Linked DNA regions of Homo sapiens: region 1 is linked to region 2. A link is a loop called in an ENCODE intact Hi-C map of the cell type or tissue named here. Cell type or tissue: PC-9. All regions are shown on one strand. Region 1 overlaps MAST4 (microtubule associated serine/threonine kinase family member 4). Region 2 overlaps PIK3R1 (phosphoinositide-3-kinase regulatory subunit 1).

Region 1 (5,000 bases), 1.4 Mb before region 2:
AAATAAATTGGATGCATTTCCGAGCTGGGGAAAGCCTCGGAGTATTTCTGATGTCTTGATAGAACATATAATACATTCTGGGTAGGTTAACATCTGTTATCTTAAGCTTTTTAGTAGTCAGTCATGTCAAGAAAGTCTAATCTGGTGAACATCTTGATTTAGCCATCTGTTGGGTCCTAGTGCACTCACATGTAAAGGGAGCAAATGGGCAATGAAAATGAGTTTGACCTGTTACTCTCAAACGATGAAGGCATTGCACACTCTAAATAATGGTACCTGTCAGGTTTTTGGATGCTTTCCTCAGAAAAGAGAAAAGATATTTAAAAGATAGTTGCAAATGCAGTAGGGGTGGGTAGAGAACCTGGTGACTTTAGGAATCAATACTGGAATTGTGTACCTAGGCTGTAATTTATCAAAACATCTCCAAGTATTTTACAGGGGAGTACGTGAGTGCCCTAATTTTACAAATGAAGCAGTTGATGGCTGTAAACTGCTTCTTAGCCATGGTCTAGGGCTGTGTTTGGGTCGGGAGGGAGAGAACCGCAAACAACATGATGCAAGGCTGGCGCGGGCTAGTTGGATAATGGTGAAATCTTATGCATTAGAAGGCTATCGATAAGTCTCATTACCACACAGCCATTGGGTACAGAGCTGACCGCTGAGCCACACCAGACCAGGAAGTATGCCAAGGAAACAATCAATAGAAGATATATTACTGAAAATTAATATTCTGCTGCTGAATTATTTTTATCGATTTAGGGATTGTGAAAATGGCCTTAGATAGTTTTATGAACAAAAAGCCTTTGTATTTCTTGAGTAGAAGACCAAAATAACAGAGGAAATCCCATCGCTAACACAAAACCTTGAAACATGGCCCAGGAAACAGAACACTTATCGTCTGTCCTCAGGAGAGCCCCTGCCTATGTTCACTTAGAGAGGTGGGTTATCTTGCAGAGCCACACGGGTACAGCTTCATTGCCATGGTCAAATCTTGGCTCCGATAGAACCTGTGTTGAGGAAATAATCAGAAGAAACATTAATAGCGTAATCTACAAAGCGGAAAAATAGAAATGCTTGCATCGTGTGAAGTGGGTCAGACGGTTGAATTAGGGAGTTGTAGGGCTGAGGGTGAATGTGTGGATTTTGCACATTTGGTAGTAAAAGGCTGTGGTTTGCTTAGATGGACAGCTCTTCTGCATTGCCCTTGGTACGTAGTAATGCTGTGTGCTGCGGGGCGCTGTCAGTGGGTTTTGGGAGCTGGTGCTCTTGACAATGTGTTGTTACCTGCTCCTGCTCCCTTCCGTTCACATCTTCCCTATTCTCTCCTTTTCCTTCTGAAGTCACCACCTCTCTTGCAGTTTAGAAGTGTATTATTTATGGGAAATAAAAAGTTAGTGCTGATAAGAAGCAGCATCACTGGGGCTCAGTTTGCGCATCATTAAAATGGAGCATTTGAAACACATGGTTTCCAGCTCCGAAGTGGAATGTTTCTAGGATTCAGCTAAGACTGACCATTCTTATGGAAGCATTTCCTGGAAAGTGTTAATGAGAATGCTGTTGCATTCCAAGAGCTTTGAGGAAATCTAATTCCTGACAAAAAATATTCTTAGGAAATCTTGCTCAATATATAGTTATTAACTTTTTATCACTTTGTGGGGAGCTTTTCATCTCAAGACTTTTCTATTAAATTGAAAAAATTGTGTTTGGGATGCATTTTCACAAAATATGTATCGCAATTATAGAGGAATGTTCACATTTGCTGATTCTGGGTATAAGCATGTTTATTCTTCCAACTTTACTGGAGGTTTGAAAAATTTTAAACTAAAATATTGGAGAGTAAAACCAGACAAGTGTATTTTTCCCTCCTTCAAGGAAACTAAGACAAATGAAAGGAAACAGTTTATTAACTGAGTTTTCCACAGTCATACAAGAGTGTAGTGGAAGAACCAGAAAGAGATTCCAGCTGTTCAGTTGCCTTTCTTGTACTTTTCGGCCATCTCTGCTCCCTTAGGAAAGGCAGATGCAGGAGAATTTCCTCCAGGTGCAGCTTCTGAACAGAATATCTCTGAGTCTTGCAACATTGCCATGTATTTTTACTTATAAATTATCCAAATGGGAAAAGCAGAAGATTGGTACTTAAGTGTCAGTTTTATAAAACTGCTAATTACATGGCATTGAGTAGATATTTCACCTAATGAGAAGAAATAGGTGGTTTAACTCTGAACCTGGAATTTTTATTTCTGACAGCTTGAAACAGAAAAATGAGTCCATGGGAAGTAGTAGTTAGTTGTGAAAGAAGGAATGTTAGATGCAAATCTAGTAGTTTGATGGGGAGACAAAATAAGAATTGCATGCTGCACTCTTACATTGCTTTCAGAATTGTTTTGTTGGAAGGTTACTGGGAACATGAGATAGTGTGATAAGGTCTTTAATTATCCTACTTGTCTGTCATCTCTGGAAAGTCAGGAGAGAGGAGTTGAACACTTTCTGCTTCACCTGATCCGGGGGACCTGATCCGGGGGACCTGTGTGGGTTAAGAGGAGGATGGGCCTCCAGGGGCCACTTCTCAGGAGCAGACAGTGCTGTTCTGTTCCTTCTCTCTCCCCTGGGACCTTAGGGAAGGAGATATTTTTCAGTTTTGTGATGTTACCTGGCCTAGTAACAAATTATGAAATCAGAATAACCTGTTTATGATCAACATGTACTTCAAACATTTGGAAAAATAAAGAATTGCTCACTGTGCCTCCTCAGTGCTAGGGAGCTCTTGGATGCTGGGTCATCAACGTGGGAGGGAGGTGATCACTTTCATTATGGCCTCGGGCAAGCATTTTCCTGTTGTGGGGCTTTTTTTACCTTTGGCTACCTCCCTTGCGCCTAATCAAGTATGAGGAGCAGCCACAGATATGTAAAAGAGGCCAGCAGTCCCTTCTGGCTCATTCAGAGCATCACCTTCTAGAGCACCTTTGATGGGACAGGCTCCGCATTTCTCATTAGATGATCCTCTGAAATATATTTCTTCTGATCTTCATCTCCAGAGACAAGGTGAAATGCACTGATGAAGGTGGTAGTTTGTCCACTAGGTGGCACATCAGCAAATCTCCTTTGCAAGGGATGGAGGTAAAAATACTGGGGATTTTTAAAAAGATGTATCTGTCAAGCATGTGAGATAAAGGTATGCCCTACGTGCAAGGTGATTTGCTAAGTCAACTGGGGGAAGAAAACATTCTAATTCTCTCATTGTAACAAAATTGCCAGGAAGAACTTTTTAAATGCTAATAGACTTGTTGAAATTAAAAAGCTTTATGATGCATCCTAGAGATTTTTTTTTTCCCCACAAAAGTTGGGCTGCAGATCACTGCTGCAAGTAAGAGAATGCTGTTAATCTTGCTAGCATTCTGAGTATATAAAATAACGTATGGAAGATGTTTAGACATCCTAGGTTTATATATTTGAATTATGTTCTGAAAATGGTGCATACTTGAGCTAGAGGGATTCCTACCAGTAACTTTTTAAAAAATTAGTGGAACATGTTAGGTATAACTTACATTTGAAGGAATAGACTTCATGTTGCTAGAATGCATTATCAGTAATTCTTATTGCATGCACAACTAAACATAGCTAAATGAATAACTCCATGCTGAGCACATATTAGTTATGATTTTTATACCAAAATGTTTAAAAATACTTCTTTAGAAGCATATAAAGGAAGCGACATTTCTATTTCTTAATCCAAGTATCCCTTCTGAAAACTGAGCAGTAAAATTAGTAACATATTCCCCCCTTATCTGAGGCTTGACTTTCTGTGGTTTAAATGGGTGAATACAGTACAGTATTTTGACAGATTACATTCACATGACTTTTATTACAGCATAGTTATAATTGTGCTATTTTATTCTTGTTAATCTCTTACTGTACCTAATTTATAAACTTTATCATACGTATGTATATATTTTAATAGAAAAAAAACAGTATATATGGGGCTTGGTACTATCTGTGGTTTCGGGCATTCACCAGGCATCCTGGAACTTATCCCTGGAGTGTAAGGGGAGACTGCTTTCCTTGTATTTCAGAAGACAAATAACGTTTTTAAAAAATTCTTCTTTCTGGTAAAGCATTCAGATTTTATTTTATTTTTCCCCCTAAAGAAACTGGTATTATTTATGATGGCTTAGGGTATTGCTTTACAAATAAGAATCAGATTTAATTTATTAGGTTTGTCTGTAGGTAAAACAGGATACATACATCCTTTTGAATCCAGTTTTCTTTAGAGGACAGTTGAAGTGTACAATTAACAGGCTCCTCACAAACGTCCTTACCTGCTGTCCCAGAGGAGAGTGGTGACAGGTTTTCAGGGTTGTCAGGTAAAGTATGGAATCATCACCAGGGTTCAGGTGGCATTAGAGAAACCTCAAGGAGGAAAAGGAGGAGGAACCTGTTAGCTTTTAATAATTGAGTCATGTAATGTCTTCAGTAAAGCCAGGATAGACAGGACTTATCCAGTTCACTGAACTTCAATTTTAGAGGAAGATTGAGGAAAAGTGCCCTGCCATTCCATGCAAATGCTAGTCTTTGGTGAAAAGAGATTAAAAATATTATCTTATGGCATGCTTGTCTAACCCGCAGCCCAGGACAGCTTTGAATGCAGCCTAACACAAATTTGTAAACTTTCTTGAAACATTATGAGATTTTTTTTTGTGATTCTTTTTTTTTTAAGCTCATCAGCTATTGTTAGTGTTCATGTATTTTTTGTGTGGTCCAAGACAATTCTTCTTCCGATGTGGCTTAGGGAAGCCAAAAGACTGGGCACCCCTGTTCACGGCCACAGGAATCAGTGCTTCCTTTCCCTCTGTTTCTAATCAATCACCTCTCTCATCCCCTCACCTTTCCTCAAGTTTTATAATCATTTATGATAAATATTACAGGAACATAGTAGGAAAGTCTTTTAGGTATTTGAGCTGTTTTATGTAAGAGTGTAGTAAGCAGAAGGAAATTATACTCTG
Region 2 (5,000 bases):
TTTAAGAGAGTGTGTATGTTTTCGTTTTGTGAACAAAGGAAAGTTAATCTGGTGCTCCGTGTCTGTTTTGTAATTCCCCAAGGGAGAAGGAAAGGGAGGGAAATGATTGATTTCCAGATAGGATAAAAACCAGTCAGCACACAATGGGTTACTGCCACCGCTTTCTGATAAGGATCCTACTTCAACTATCTGAAGAGATTCTTCAAGGTGGAGGATACAGTGGTTATATTAGTTACTCTCACCCTTGTTATTATGGAAGGTAAAATTCCTGGATCCTAGATTTAATTTTAAAATAGTAATTTAATAATGTCTGGTGGAAACCTCTTAAAAAAAACACTTTGCAGCACATCTCTGGTAGCCCTGTGCTTGAGATGACTTTTAGGCTGCCAGTTCAGAAGATGGAAGATATAAACTGTGTTGATGAGTTGGTTTTTCAGTGGACCCTGTTAGGTTCCTTTTTTAAAAAAATAATAATTTTTATAATGAGTATGTCTTCGTGAGCCCTCACAACCCTTGAAGTTTTTACTTGTTTGGCAGAACTAAGGGCACTGAACGTTTGTAAGCCGTTCACTAACACTTACAGGAAGGGCATAAAAGGGTGCTCAAGTCAGTCTGTAGGTGGTGGGGGCGGGGTGGAAAGAGGGGATTCCTGTAGGCCTGGATGAATCAGCCACTGATTTCTGATGGTAGCCCCAGCTGCAAAAAAGTAGGAAGCTTTTTTTATGGACAGAACTACAACTCCTTTCTTTCAAGTTTTTCAGCCTTTTCACACTTTTCCATTCTTCAGACTTTGCAAGTTTTTAAACAAAATGTTTGTATTTCCCCAAAGGAAATCACACAGTTGACTGCATTATGAGAGGGAAAGGAGCAAACTCTGTCTCATCTGAGGAGGGGCTCAGATCAGGAGTTGTGTAGGGCCCTCACCCGGTTGGGGGTGGTGGAGCCTTGGCTGTGTGCAGGAGTGACTGTTCTTGGAGATGTTCTGGTTGGATCATGAGTTTGGGCTTGGAAAGCACTGCCTCAAGTTCATCAGCAGGAATGAGGTAGAATTCACTACTTGCTGTCTTAAGACCTTTCTGTCTGCCAAGTGTTTGAGCAATCCCTCACATCTCCCCCTTGAACTAAAGAGCAACAACTGGTCAAGAGCCCAGCAGGGATGAAAAAGGTTGGCCCCTTGCATCCTTCATCTGCTGTTTAGACTAAGGGCCGCATTGTAGACCACTCTCGGCCATGCTGTCCTGAACCCGAGGATCAGCAGAATTACAGGCCCAATTTCAGGCAGACGTGAGCTTGCATCTGATGACAGGCAAGTACCTACATGTGTCTTTCATTACTCCGCTGCCTTAGGAGATGCTGTTTAAGTTGGCAGATATGCTTATTTGAAAGCAAAGCTTGTTGCTGGTGAGATTACTGAATTTACAAAAAAAAAAAAGTGGGGGGATCAGATGCCAAGGGAGAGGGAAGGGAGTGTGTAGCATTTAAAAGTGTGGTGAAGCCATCAAGTTAACAAGAAAAAGTAGAATAAAATGTGGTTCCAATTTGTTGTACTGGGCTCAAGATGATAATATTGCAATAGTAAACTGTAGGGATGTGTGCGTGCAAATGTGATTACATGTGTGCTTGCTTTCTGAATTTCAAAATTGTAGAAGTTATTAGAAGTTCTAATTTTAGTTCCCAATTTAATTTACTCTGATAGTAAATTAGTAATTTTCAAGGGATTTACTGATAATCAGAACAAAGATTTGCAATTTCTAGGACAGATCCCCAATTTTGGGGGTGGGAAGGAGCTACTTTGTATTTCCCTGAAACCTTGAGTTACTGGGGCCGAACATGTAGGGCAGATATTGAATGACCAATCCTAATGCTCTTAGCAACTTTGCTAAGTAAAACCCCGCTGCCATCCAGTGGCAATTGGCTATACGGCATGGTAGCTGTAAAATATGCCCTTTTCTGCCTTTTCTCCCTCAGATTCCACCTTTCTCAGATGCTCCCAGTTTTTTTTCCCAGATGGCACCTGACACAGTACTTGACAGGAAAAATTGACTTTATGTCTGGCTTAGGTAATTCAGGGCAAGTGTGCATTTATTTACCTTGTCTCTTCTCCTAGCAATACTAATTTTTATCTACGTTGCATTTTTATTTTCTCCCCAGATTTGTCATAACACACATACTTTTTCCTTGAATATTTTTGTTACCTTAGCTAAAGAATTAATGCATTGTGGTATTTCTGCTTGTCATAGTTTTACTTTAGAGTAGATTTCGCTTATATCTTTGTATTTATGCTTTGAGCTGTGGTTTACCAATTTCCTAGCATGTTTCATGACACTTATCCTACATTTCAGACAAGGATTTATGTGTCCCATAGGATTCAAGCTGGACTTGGAGAAAGAGCCAGCTAGCAAATGGAATTATTCTGACTTGTGAAAGGTTCCAGCCTTTTAAAACTAGGCTCTGAGAAATAAAAAAACAAATATTCTTGGGAAGAAACTGGGTTTGTGAGTACTTGGCTAGAAATTTTAGGAAAGGAAAGAACATTTCCTCTGGCCTCGGGAGCACATTCAATGTGAAATATTGCTGCCTTTAAAAGAGCCAAACTTAAATTTCTATTTGGATCATTTACTTGACTTAAAAATAAAGGGATCTATTTTTTTTTAAGGTTCAGAACCCTATTTTAAATAAAATGACATTCTAGTAAGTCAGGCAAGATGCCCCCAACATGAGCTATTAATTAAAAACAGCCGGAACTTCTGGAGGTGTTAGCAAGTATCTACTATGAGCTTGGGGATTGGCGAAATCTGGTACAAGTTAGTTCCAGCTGCGCACATTTGCCTTATTACAGTTCTTTATGATAAATTAAATGCATGCTTCATACATCCTTTGGTGTAGTCATATTCTCTCAGCACTTGACTAAGCAGGTGGAAAGCTTATTTAGTCATAGGATGACTGAAAACAATGAACTATAAACCCATGTATATCCACTCCAAGAAAAGAGCTAATAAATGTCATGTTTTTTATTTTCCCGTGGACCCCCTTTTTTTTTTTTTTTTTGTATTTTATAACCTTTCCAGAATCTTGAGTGATTTTTAAATGTTTGCCCTTTGGTCATAAATGCAGCAAGTAAATGTGAGTCTGCACACTCGAATGTTGTATAAATCAGTTGACCAGTCAGTGTTGGAGCAAACTTCTCAGGATTGCTCTGTGAACTCCCTGTTCTCTGGCAGTTGCCAAATACAAAGATAAACCAGGAGAGACTTATTCCCAAGAAAAGAATGATTCTGCATCCTTAACTTACATATAAACTGTTGAGATGTTTCATTGTTTTGTATGGTCAAGCCCCTTCTCTTGTTCTCTCTCTTCATCAATTAGTATGGAAAATTGGAAGTTTACTGAAAAGAGTTTCGAATCATGGGATTTTAGATTTGAAAAGGACCAGAGGGATCATCTACTCTTCCAACAAATAAAAAATAAAACCCCCAAAGGAATGAATGATCCATGGCTGGGACATTGGAATCTCTCTATAAAGGAGAAATCATATTAAGGTATTTTCATCTTAGGCCTCTAACCCCAAGGGTATCTTTACAAAGACTTTATTTTAGTGAAGCCTTCAATAAACAGTGACCTCATGTCAAGAATTCTAAAGAGAGGGTTATGGAATATTGGTTTGATATTAAAGTCATTGTTATCTTGGAGCTGGCCTGAATGGACTAATAAGTGGCCTGTCACCAGTTGTAACTTACTTTTACAATTTTAATGTGATTTAAGGGAAGACACTCTTGGAAATGCTTAGTTATGGTTCATACCCATAATCGTGTTTCTTTTAGGTCTTAAAATTTTATATAATACAGGGGAGTAGATTGCATCAGTACAGTCTTTTTCTTTTTTTCTTTTTTTTTTTTATGATGCAAACAAAGCAGTATCTTAAATTAAATCAAGGTTTCTTAAGGTTCCAGATTCTTATTCCTAAATTTTCCACTGAGTAACCTCCAAATTCTTCTCCTGCCTTTGTCCCTAGTTGACACAAGTCAGGCCACAATTTTTTTTCTGCAAATGGACGAGCTGCTGCTCAGAGGCTGCACTTACTGGTGAGAGATCCTTCAAGGGAAATGAATCTGGAATGGCCTGGAACATTTGTCTTTGGGTTGCTCCAGGGCTTTATTAGAGCTTCTGAGATTTCTAAGTAGGTGATGAAATTTAGCAGCATCTGATTTTCTAAAATGACCAAAGGAGAATTGTTTCAGTCCCTGATTTGCAAAGTACTCACTTTTTGGTCCTCTCAAAATTTTTGTCAGATAAAGATTTTTCCGTGCCATGGATATAAGAAATAACCCACTCTTACCGATAAAGGGAAGTTAGTGTTGTAAAGGAACAAATGGTGATTCAGGTTTGGGAGACTTTGGAGGTATTCATTCTCCACTAAGCTATATCCCAATACCATCATTATCTGGGTCAGCCTCCGATTCAGCCTCATCCTGTGCTTCAGCAGTGGGGTAAAACAAATGTCACTTGTTAGCTGCTTCTTCATGACCTTCATAGACTATGCATTAATTTGAAGCCCTGCCCCCAAAAATAGTGCTTGGGGGGGAAATGAGTTAGTGATTTTGTGAAGATAATGGGAGTTGAGGAAAACACTTAAGTTTGCTTTTCTGAGCTCTAGCTTCATTTTACTTCTCAGTCTCAGTATTTAATTGTCTCCACTGTTTTTTCTAACTTGGAAGGAAATCAGATGGCGAAAGTGAAACATACGGCTATCAATGTGAAAAAGCTGCTCCCTATAGCACTGGAATTCTCTTGTCATTAATAGCTCTTGTAGTCGACAGATTATAATATACAGAGTCATAAATGTTCTTGTTGTCATTTGGAAAATTACAAATTCCCAAAAAGTGGTGATTATTTGGGGCTTTGGGTCTGCAAGACGTTTCACATTAAAATGCTGATAATATCTTCAAAAACCACAGAGCCATGGGCCTTGCAGGCTTGGTAACTGACTGCCTTTGTGGTGT

Evidence for each region. A loop is a pair of places that touch in the nucleus more often than their neighbours do. Peaks named below come from ENCODE experiments on the same cell type or tissue, not always from the same donor. Only the 100,000 strongest peaks of a DNase experiment are listed, where the experiment ranks them.
Region 1: a loop joins it to region 2, with 9 times the contacts of the local background. A loop is called at or near these places in 3 of 110 quality-filtered maps.

The regions. Positions count from the first base shown.
Region 1 is chr5:66,811,528-66,816,527 of GRCh38, forward strand. All of the region lies in intron 3 of MAST4 (microtubule associated serine/threonine kinase family member 4), which reads left to right. Among named protein-coding and RNA genes, the nearest start is that of MAST4-AS1, 190 kb to the right of the region's middle. In PC-9, CTCF peaks have their summits at 3,072 (motif pointing right) and 3,271; no DNase peak of the experiment used is centred here.
Region 2 is chr5:68,250,953-68,255,952 of GRCh38, forward strand. The region is part of intron 2 of PIK3R1 (phosphoinositide-3-kinase regulatory subunit 1); the gene reads left to right. Among named protein-coding and RNA genes, the nearest start is that of PIK3R1, 38 kb to the left of the region's middle. In PC-9, a CTCF peak has its summit at 1,903 (motif pointing left); no DNase peak of the experiment used is centred here.